Linked DNA regions of Homo sapiens: region 1 is linked to region 2. Evidence: chromatin loops called from intact Hi-C (ENCODE). Cell type or tissue: OCI-LY7. All regions are shown on one strand. Each heading gives the region's core, and the rest is flanking DNA. Links, peaks and the distances in the headings are about the cores only. Region 1 overlaps LOC101929255 (a long non-coding RNA gene). Region 2 has its middle 43 kb from the start of VPREB1.

What was found. Peaks named below come from ENCODE experiments on the same cell type or tissue, not always from the same donor. Only the 100,000 strongest peaks of a DNase experiment are listed, where the experiment ranks them.
Region 1: it touches region 2 in a loop (9-fold over the local background); 2 of 110 quality-filtered maps call a loop at or near these places.

What each region holds. Positions count from the first base shown.
Region 1 is chr22:22,401,306-22,406,675 of GRCh38, forward strand. LOC101929255 (a long non-coding RNA gene) reads right to left here. Exons shown (of 3, transcript XR_938052.4): 3 at 1,491-2,143. It also overlaps IGL and the pseudogene IGLV1-41. Among named protein-coding and RNA genes, the nearest start is that of ZNF280B, 100 kb to the right of the region's middle. RefSeq lists a silencer at 3,511-3,570. In OCI-LY7, for the core only: a CTCF peak has its summit at 2,606; DNase peaks (open chromatin) are centred at 1,066, 2,726 and 3,486; H3K4me3 peaks cover 936 bases; H3K27ac peaks cover 2,814 bases.
Region 2 is chr22:22,198,994-22,204,363 of GRCh38, forward strand. It overlaps IGL, the pseudogene IGLVI-56, IGLV11-55 and the pseudogene LOC100419915. Among named protein-coding and RNA genes, the nearest start is that of VPREB1, 43 kb to the right of the region's middle. RefSeq lists an enhancer at 1,538-2,347 and a silencer at 2,162-2,456. In OCI-LY7, for the core only: CTCF peaks have their summits at 2,266 (motif pointing right) and 2,467; DNase peaks (open chromatin) are centred at 1,808, 2,358 and 3,138; H3K4me3 peaks cover 1,801 bases; H3K27ac peaks cover 3,698 bases.

The sequences.
Region 1 (5,370 bases), core at 118-5,117, 200 kb after region 2:
CCTGTTATTTATCTCTGTGTTACTCCATCTAGGTCTACTCTGTGGACTTCCCTGCATCTTCACCTGAACCCCAGGAATCTTCAAGTCATGCCAATATTCCCTCAGTTCTCCTGAAATGTCTTATTTTCTCTTCTCCTGAGATCCCACCAAGTCATCCCTTCTGAGACCCCTGAGTGTAGCAGGGCCCTCTCTGGTCTCTTTGCTTCAATTATGAATGAGGAGAATGGGAGGTCCTCTTTGCCGCTCCTACCCCTGTGTTGCCATCAGGATCAGCTTCATGAGGCAGAATGAGGCTGTCTAGATCAACATGGCTTTCCCAACATTGAGCTCTGTGCCCAGCACAAGGTAGGTGCTCAGTAACTATTTGAGAAAACCTACATTTCATCACACTGGCCACATTACACTGAGTCCAGGATGGGGATGAACTGGGAGAAGCAGTGGTGGAAATATTCCTCTCTCTGCTTTCAGGCTAAGAACTGATGGGACGTTCACCAGGGAGAGCATCCCTTGGCAGAAAGGGGGCCATGGGCATCCTTGTCCTGTATGGGAGACACTGCTCAGCCTGGGGGAACCTCTGTTCATGAAGGTGGGAGAAAAAGATAAACAAAATTCACTGTGAATGTCTATGTATCATCACAGAGGAGGCAATGACAAGAAAATAGGAAGTGCAAGCCCAGTTACAATTGGTTTCTACTTTAAAAGAAATAAAATTTAATATGCCTGGTGTGTTATGTAAACACAACAAACATTTTTCGAAAACTATAAAAATATTTAAAGTAACATGGTTTACAATAAATAGGAACATTTGAAATAATGACACCCTGGAAATGCAATCCTAAAATACAGCATACATTTTATTTCAGTTATTTATCTTGACTGGTTTTATTTAAATGTCTATATTAGAGATCACTACTTCATTGTGGATTTTTGTTTGTGTGCTTGTTTGTTGTTTTTGAGATAGAGTCTAGCTCTGTCACCCAGGCTGGAGTGCAGTAGCACAATCTCGACTTATTGCAGTCTCCAGCTCCCAGGTTCAAGCACTTCTCCTGCCTCAGCCTCCCACGCACCTGGGACCACAGGTGCGCACCAGTATGCCTGGCTAATTTTTGTGTTTTTAGTAGAGATGGGGTTTCTTTTTTTTTTTTTTTTTTTTTTTTTGAGACCGAGTCTTCCTCTGTTGCCAGGCTGAAGTTCAGTGGCGCAATCTCGGTACACTGCAACCTCTGCCTCCCAGGTTTAAGCAATTGTCCTGCCTCAGCCTTCTGAGTAGCTGGGACTACAGGCACCCGCCACCATGCCCAGCTAATTTTCACATTTTTAATAGAGATGGGATTTCACCATGTTGCCCAGGATGGTCTTGATCTCTTGACCTCGTGATCCGCCCACCTTGGCCTCCCAAAGTGCTGGGATTACAGGCGTGAGCCACTGCACCCGGCCTAAGATGGGGTTTCATCATGTTGACCAGGATGGTCTCAAACTCCTGACCTCAAGTGATCCACTCACCTCAGCCTCCCAAAGTGCTGGGATGACAGGCGTGAGCCACAGTGCTCGACCTAGTACATTGTTTAAATGGTGCATGTAAAACCTCATGGTACTACAACTGCCTGGTGACAGACTCACCAGAGTAAATAACTATCCTGCTGTTCTCCAACCACATGGGATTGCCCCAAAAAATATTTGTTGAATCCCAGGTGTATCATGCCAGAACTCTTGCAGTCATATATACAATCTGTTTCATTTTAATAAATAGGATTATCTTTTTTCTTCAGTTTACTGTTTTTAATGTATCATATTCTAGATTTCATTACACATCAAAGATGAATAATTTCTATCATCTTTCAGACATGCCCAAAACACTCATTAGCGATTTTGAACAGTATTCTTTCCTAAACATCCTAGTTGGAATGGTTGATCCTAAAAGCTACCACGTGTCAGGCTCACTTAAGTACAGACTCTGGTCAAAACAAGCTGAAGTTTTAACTCTTCCATCTTCAAATACTGAGCATATTTGCTTGTTTTGCTCTTTAGCAAAACACTGCAAAGTCATTTGCCAGGATCCCCCGCAGATTGGCATTCAGTGATGGAGAACAGACTCCTAGGTGAGATCCCTGGTCACAGGATCCCGATGACTATGACTGCAAGTCTGGAAAAGAAGAGACAGAACAAAGATTTACCAGCATAACCCTCTGAGAATGTGCCCCAGGCATCCCGGAGGGAAGAGCTCCCTATCGACCCAGGACTGCAGAATCCACAGAGGAAGGAGAGCTCTGGCCACCAGGGAGCAGCCACACGAGAGGAGAGGACCCAGTGCCCCCACAGGTGAGGAAATGAGTCCATGGGGCTGGTCACTGCTCTCGATTTCATTCTGACATAAGAGGACTTTGTGTAGTCACCACCTGAGTCCTATACAGTGAACAGCCAAGGAGACATGGACAGATTCACCCCTGAGGAACCCAGTAGAATGTGAAGTCTGCCCTGAGCTCACGAAAAAAATGACTCAGGGGGCTGCCTGGCCTGGCCCTGATGGAGGGGGCCATGGACAGAACAACGGGGAGTGAGGGGTGTCTCTGAGAGGCTCTGGTCACCTTGTTATACAATGGTGGTGTACATGACCAAAATGGACACCAGGGGATGCCTGCGTACCATTACTGAGAAGACTGGGTGTGATGAGAGCAGGACCAGCGCCACCTGTCCTGCTTGGTGCCCTATGCTTAGGGCTTACAGATGTCAACTCTGCACCCCCTGGGACCACATAGCCCCACCCCTGGCACTCTCTGACATCCTCAGGCAGAGGAGCCTGACCCAGGGCCCAAGGTGGGATCAGAAAGCTGGAGGGTCTGATTTGCATGGATGGACCCTCCTTCTCTCAGAGTATAAAGAGGGGCAGGGAGAGACTTGGGGAAGCTCTGCTTCAGCTGTGAGCACAGAAGGCAGGACTCGGGACAATCTTCATCATGACCTGCTCCCCTCTCCTCCTCACCCTTCTCATTCACTGCACAGGTGCCCAGACACAGGGTCAGGGGAGGGGTCCAGGAAGCCCATGAGGCCCTGCTTTCTCCTTCTCTCTCTAGACCAAGAATCACCGTGTCTGTGTCTCTCCTGCTTCCACGGTCCTGGGCCCAGTCTGTGTTGACGCAGCCGCCTTCAGTGTCTGCGGCCCCAGGACAGAAGGTCACCATCTCCTGCTCTGGAAGCAGCTCCGACATGGGGAATTATGCGGTATCCTGGTACCAGCAGCTCCCAGGAACAGCCCCCAAACTCCTCATCTATGAAAATAATAAGCGACCCTCAGGGATTCCTGACCGATTCTCTGGCTCCAAGTCTGGCACCTCAGCCACCCTGGGCATCACTGGCCTCTGGCCTGAGGACTAGGCCGATTATTACTGCTTAGCATGGGATACCAGCCTGAGAGCTTGCACAGTGCTCCAGGCCAATGGGGAACTGAGACAAGAACCCTCTTCCTCCTCCGCCAGGAGGGTGAGTGCCTGCAGCTGCTGCTCACACCTGACCTGTAGCTTCTGCTGCTGTAGCTTCCCCCATGGGCCTCGGGGCATCCAGGGCCTTGCCTAGGAGTGGAGGCTCCACCACTTTTGTCCTCAGAGTCAGGAACAGGGACCCCAGGAGACAGAATATCCTGCTCCTCAGCTTGGGACACAGGGTCTCTGCACTGAAATCGTGGGCTGAGGTGGCAGGTCCAACTGTGTCTTCACAGTCCTTCCTGTGCCTGCCCATGGTGTGGGGACGGAGTGAGGAAGTGTGGGCCATTGAGCTTCACTAGAGGCCTGAGGGAGCAGAGGTGCTCCCGAAGACCTGGACTCCTTCCGTCACCCTCCTCCCATCACTCTCCTCACTGTAGCTGTGGCCAGGTGAGGGCTCAGGGCTACTTGAGGACCTTGCTCAACCCAGGGCCTCCATCCCAGGCATTGTTTCCAAACTCTGTAAGGGCTGTCTCTGAATCTGTAGAAACATTTATTTCTATGTGCCCAGGACTGGGTTAGAGGGCACCAACCCCACCCCTTGCAAACTGCTCATCACCTCTCAGTGAAACAATGAGGAGAAGAAAGAGTTAGAAATCAGAAGCCTCCCCAAGGCTCCCCTCTCTCCTCTCAACCAGCCTCCCCTTGGCTTCCTCCTTCCACAGAAATAAAGAGGAGGCAGCCACAGAAGGCAAGGGAAGGTCCAGGCATTATACCAGGCAGTGGAGCCAGCCAGTCCCCCCAGATGGTGGAGGGAGGTGGTGGAGGTGTCTGGGACCAGAAAATAGTGAGGACCCTCTTACTAAAGTGAGGAGGGGTGGCATAAACTGAGGCTCAGATGGTGGACCAGATCTCCTGAGCCATCTACTCATTTCTTCTTGAGTTTCAGTTTCAGTAAGAATAGGATAAAAAAAAAGTCTGAAGAGGTTCCTTTCCTCAGATAAGAATTCGTAGAGGATTATTGCCCACTCAGGCATTGAGGGGAGGCTGAGCCTCCCTCTCAGGCCAATAGAACTGGGGGCTTTCATGGGAATTTGATTGTACTGAAGCTCCCAGACTCTGACATCTAAGACTTATGCTCTCGTAGCAGAGCCCAGCACTGATACCAAAATGGATAAAGGCTGATTGATAAGCCTGGAATATCCTAGCTGACACCGACTTGTGGAAAAGAGAATCAAGTTAGAATATTGATGTGATAAGGTGGCATCGCACAGTGAGGAGAGGAGAGCTTGTGTGGGGGAGGGTAGAGGAGCCATTAGAGGGTTGGACAAAGAGGACACAGAATCTGAGGTAAGTTTGTGAGGAAAACTCCAGATGCTTCAGAGAAGATGGACAAGGAGGTAGGCAGTATGAAGGCCATGGGACCAGCTCTAGTCACCGGGAGTGAGTGGTGAGATTCAGCACCAGTGTCTGGGGAGGAGGTACTGAAGCCTGGGTGAGGGGAGATGCTCAAGGCTGGCCTTAGGACCTGAGTGGGGCACAGTGATCACACTGCTGGGGGGTCCTTCAAGTGCAAGGGGGCTGCAGGAAGGCTCGAGCTCATTGTCACAATGAAAACTTAGACAACAGCTCCCCAGACTTGTTCAAAGGTGTCACAGGACTTTTTCCTCTCCACATGGCAACGGGGAGAGGAAAACTTATCTCTGAGATATATAAGATGTTTGTTCTCCATAACCTCTCCTGTCCCCTGGCTGAATTCCTATTTGGAAACAAAATGACTCTCCAGTTTTACATATGACATCCTCACTAAAAAAAAAGTTCCAGAATGAGAAAGATCTGCCCTCCCTGACCCACTGGTGAGGAATCTCAGCCTTCAGGACAACCAGACGAAATCGTTCATGCCATCTCCCATGACAGCATCATGGGGACCAGGGAGCATATCTTATGGGTTTGG
Region 2 (5,370 bases), core at 277-5,276:
GCACAGAATGGCAGCCTCGCTGATTATTCTCTGATTATCTGGATGCTCTGTGACTCCTTCTGTGCATCTCTGGGATCATCATTCAGACTCACCTGCACCCTGAGCAGTAACATCAATGTTGTTTGCTATGACATTTACTGGAAACATGACAGGGCAGGGAGCCTTCCCTCCCTGGTATCTACTGAGATTCTACTGAGATTCAAGCAGAACCAGGGCTCAGGGTCCCCAGCCTCTTCTCCGTGTGAGTGGGTGCCGTCGCCAGTGCTGAGGTTTTCCATATCTTTGGTCTCAAGCTTGAGGATGAGGCTACTCATGGCACAGTAGTGCCTCTCACAGTGCCATGGATGGGATGTTCTCTCTAAAATAGAAGTCTTTTTTTTTTTTAGTTTGGCCCCTTTGATAAGTAGATTCTATAATAATTAAAGAAAAAAAGTAATGTCTTTTTTGGAGGGTAGAAACACTGGTGAAAGAGAAACCGGGAAGGACTTGGCATGGGGGGTGGGTGGGCTTCAGGCCACGGCTCTGACCCCCACGAAAGGAGAGAAGGAAGGGGGATTAGTAGGAACTGCCCCAGCCCACAGGCAGGTCAGACGTCAGACAAAGCCTCAGCCGACTGAGTGGGTTCTTTCCCAGGGGTGCCCATTAGAAGTGCCCTGCTTCCTGCAGGAAGACCTGGCTGGAGGGACCCTGGGGTCCTCATTGCCTGGAGCCAGCCCAGGGGCAGGGGACATGTTAGTCACTTGTGGTCCTCCTGCAGGTTCTCCCAAAGAGGCATCTGAGTGGGACACTTCCATAGCCGCCACCAGCACTGCTGCTGCATTCCCCCTCAGGACAGGGGTAGTGCCTTCCTTCCCTGGCTCATCTACCTGAGCCCCATGTGAAGTCAAAGCTTAGGTGTCTCAGGGCTTTCCCCCAACAGGCCCTGCAGCCACTGAGACCCTTATATACCCTGAGCTGCATGCTGTGGAGAGAGGGTCTGTGGAAGACCTTGGCTCTTAGCCATCGACTCCTCTGGGGAACACCATGAAATCCTCAGACTGGGGATGTCCTCTGGAGCCATCTTTATCCTCTTCTTCTTCCCAGTATCTCCTGCTCCATGATCTGGGTCCTGTCCCTGGCCCTGTTGCATCTCCAGTGTCTGATCCATGCCAGCCCTTCCTTAAATATGTGTTGAACCCATTTCCCATTTGCCCAAGAAATGAGTGCTGGCAACGAGCTGCACTTTTTTTTTTCTAAATGGGAAATGGGTCAATAAATGAATGAATGAATGAATGAATGAATAACAACGCAACCTGAGTCTCCTGTCACATGGTTATTTTAAGACCTGCATTTTTCTTTACCCAGGAGGAAAATGAGTCCCTGCAGCTGTTATTGCCTCTGAATTGAGCTAACTTGTTTCTACACTGTCATGCCATGGTCACAGTGGGACAGATGTACACCAAGCCTACCATAGCTTTCAGCCCTGCCCTTCCACCCGCCCCGCCTGTGGCAGTGATGGCATCAAGGCTTCCCTCAGAGTCGGCCTCTACCCACCACACACTCTGGGCCATCTCCTGCTCTCTGACAGCCTGGGGTTCAGTGATCCCTGTCCATGTGTCCTACCTCAGAGACACCTGCCACTCCTCCCCTTCCCTAATTTCTCTGCCATCCTGTTTCTCCAGCCTCCCAGGAATGTCCCCTGCCCAATCTCCTGTCTCAGGTTCTAGAACTTGTCCTGGAACTTCCCCAGAGCTGAGTCTCTAATAGGAGAGCTGATGACAGGCACAGCCGCGGTCAAGCCCTCTAGCCAGCAGATGGAGGAGAATCAGCCTGAGGGCCCTGTGCATCCTCCCTGCTGCACACCTGGGCCCATAGCCCCCTCCACCCTCCATATGCTCCTGCAGCCCCCACCTCAGTGTCTGCCTCAGTGTCTCCTCCCAGCACCTTCCTCAGGAAGGGCCTGAGATCTTGCATGGTGTGTTTCCCCTTGGTGAACTCCTAGTCACAGCAGCATCCTGAGTAAGAGCCTCCTGGTGAAGAGATCGTCTTGGTGCTCCACCCTGGCATTGTGTCCTCAGCTCCAGGGCAGGTCACATGCTTTCCTGGACCAAGATTACATGCAGTCCACCCCTGCTGGCCCCTGCCCCACAGAGGGAGGCCCGGGGTCAGGGGTGGCACCAAGACCACAGCTCCACTGATCCCTGTAGGAATTCTTCCTGCATGTTTGAAAGACAAGAGTTACAGAAACAAAGCAGAGGGAAGATTCTGGATCATTGCAAAAGGAGAAATTTGCCTGCAGACCAGCAGGGGGCGCGGTGAGAACTTCTCTGTGTATTTCTGCAGGACAGGTGCTCACAGCTGGGGAGCCCTCAACTGACAGAGGCCCAGGGCTGCTCCTTCACTTCCTCCTGGGACTCTGCAGCCTTGTCTCATCTGTGCCTGGCAGAGTCCTCTACACATGACCCTGTGTGTGGTCCCAGCAGCTGCTGCTTTCTCTGGTCCCACCCGTGGGGCAAACTCTTGCTTCATGCCAGCCTCCCTGTCCAAGGGTCTGGTCCCTGCGAGTGCACCTGCGGGAGAGGCAATGGGGAAACACATTTGCATGGTCAGCCCCTCCTCTGTGAGCCCAGTGACGCTGGGATAAGAGAGGCCTGGGGCAGCCCACCCCTAGGTCTGTGGCCTCAGAGGCAGCTGTGTCCACTATGGCCCTGACTCCTCTCCTCCTCCTGCTCCTCTCTCACTGCACAGGTAGGGACAGGGCTCAGAGCCCAGGGTGGTCCCCAGCCTGATCTGTCCCTCATGGCTCAGATCCCTCAGCAGCTGCGCCCTGACCCTGCTCCTCACTGTGCTGTGTCTGTGTCTGCAGGTTCCCTCTCCCGGCCCGTGCTGACTCAGCCGCCCTCCCTGTCTGCATCCCCGGGAGCAACAGCCAGACTCCCCTGCACCCTGAGCAGTGACCTCAGTGTTGGTGGTAAAAACATGTTCTGGTACCAGCAGAAGCTAGGGAGCTCTCCCAGGTTATTCCTGTATCACTACTCAGACTCAGACAAGCAGCTGGGACCTGGGGTCCCCAGTCGAGTCTCTGGCTCCAAGGAGACCTCAAGTAACACAGCGTTTTTGCTCATCTCTGGGCTCCAGCCTGAGGACGAGGCCGATTATTACTGCCAGGTGTACGAAAGTAGTGCTAATCACAGTGAGACAGATGAGGAAGTCGGACAAAAACCAAGGTTTTAAGCTTGTCATTTTTACTGAACTGGTTAAGAACTTCAGTGGTTAATAAAATCACATTAAATACTGGATTGTTGTTAAAAATGGTGGCACATTATAACTCTCTCCCATTTTTTTCACATAATGCCCATAGTGACTCTAAGCAGCTAAAATCAAAACACAAAAACTTATACCAATACTAAGAAATACTAACATTACTAACCAATTTCCACTAGTAAAAGAGTTGTGAAACAGCTGAAATACATCCAGATGGCATAATACATAATACCACTATATACAAGAGTTGTATAAAATTATGTATCATGTATATATAAAATTATGTATCATGTATATGTATAATATATGAAATAAAATGTCAGCAGACATTACCGTCTTCCCACCAGTAGCCAGCAATTCTGCCCTGCCTCTAGAATAAATGGTTACCATGGGTTGAATAGGTGAACAGCCCTGGCAGCTCTGCAGGATGACTCTCACTGTTTGTTATTGTTTTATTTTTAAGATTGCTTTTCTTTCCTTTTTTTTTTTGAGGCAGAGTCTTGCTGTCAGCGAGGCTGGAGTGCAGTGCAGTGAGCTGGGCTCACTGCAACCTAAGCCTCCCTGGTTCAAACGATTCTCCTGCCTCAGCCTCCTGAGTAGCTGGGATACAGGCGTGCGCCACCATGCCTGGCTAAATTTTTTGTATTTTTTAGTAGAGACGGGGTTTCACCATGTTGGTCAGGCTGGTCTGGAACTCCTGACTTCGGGATCCGCCGTCCTCGGCCTCCCAAAGTGCTGGGATTACAGGCGTGAACCACCGTGCCCGACCTCTTTTTTTTTTTTTTTTTTTTTTGGTTTTGTTAGTTTAGTTTTGTTTTATCTCTTTAACTTGACAGAGATGATCCATGTGGATCTCTGCATGGGTCTGGGAGCTGCAAGGCTCCTGGTGCATGGCCCAGTCCCGCCTGCCTTGGCAGGGCTCCTCCACCTGGCTCCTGGAGGAGCTGCTGCGCCCGACTACCCTGCATGGAGCCCGCGGCTTAGCGGCAGCTCGGGAGGGGCCTGATAGAAACTTCCCCCTGAGCAAGCAGCGCCAAACCCAGGCCGCCACCCAGGATGGAGGCTGCATCACCCCCGGGGAGCCCGGATCCTCGCCAGGGTCCACCAGGAGAAGAGCACATGGCGGAGATGAGCCTGCGGGGCTGGGAGAGAGAGAAGACACGGCGAAGATGCAGGTGAAGACGCTGCACTAAGGCCCCACCCAGAGGCTGAGGTTCCCCGACCAGACCAGCAGCAGCGAGGCTGCCCAGAGCGGCGCCAGCAAGGTGGTTCTCTCCAGGTCGGATCACAGGAGAAGCTAGCCTTGCACCTGGCCCAGGCGAGAAGCAGGACATGGGCTTACGCAGAAGAATCAGCACCGATTCCACATCATTCCCCATGGCAACGGCCTCTACGGTGCTGTCAGCAAGACCCAGTGCTAGACCCGAGCCTGCACCAGGAGCTGCGGAGCGGAGGGTGCGCCCCATCCCGATCGTCTCCACCACTTTAGCTCCCTGGGTGAGGGTGACACGGGGAAGCTTATTATCGCGGCTGCCCAAAACGGGGCGTGGCTGGGTACCCTGTGTACATAGGGTAGATGCTGAATGTGAATAGCACTGAACTACTAGAGGGAGGCTGGAGAGGCCCACAGTGTCTATCTACCATGATTCATTATTTGGGCCCAGAGGATTGCCTAAAGCCTAGTATTTGGCTCAGTTGGCTCAGTAACGGGCACTAGGATGCAGTATTTGATCACTCCTATCCTAACCAAGTACGACAACTGGTGCAAACAGACTCAAAAGCAAAAGGCAACGCAATGAATAACTTGCTCACTCTGGGGCCACATATTCTGAATAAAATGCCTACCCTTGAAATGTCTGAAAACCTTACACCCTGGGAAAATTGCATACAGAACTTGTGCTTGGAGAATGACATGAACTCTAATCAGGGTAATAACACTTGTAAAGTTCCTAACAGCTTTTCTTTCCTTTTTTTTTTTTTTTTTTTTTTTGAGATGGAGTTTCGCAGTGTTGCCCAGGCTGGAGTGCAGTGGCGCGACCTCGGCTCACTGCAAGCTCCGCCTCCTGGGTTCACGCCATTCCCCTGCCTCAGCCTCCCGAGTAGCTGGGACCACGGGTGCCCACCACC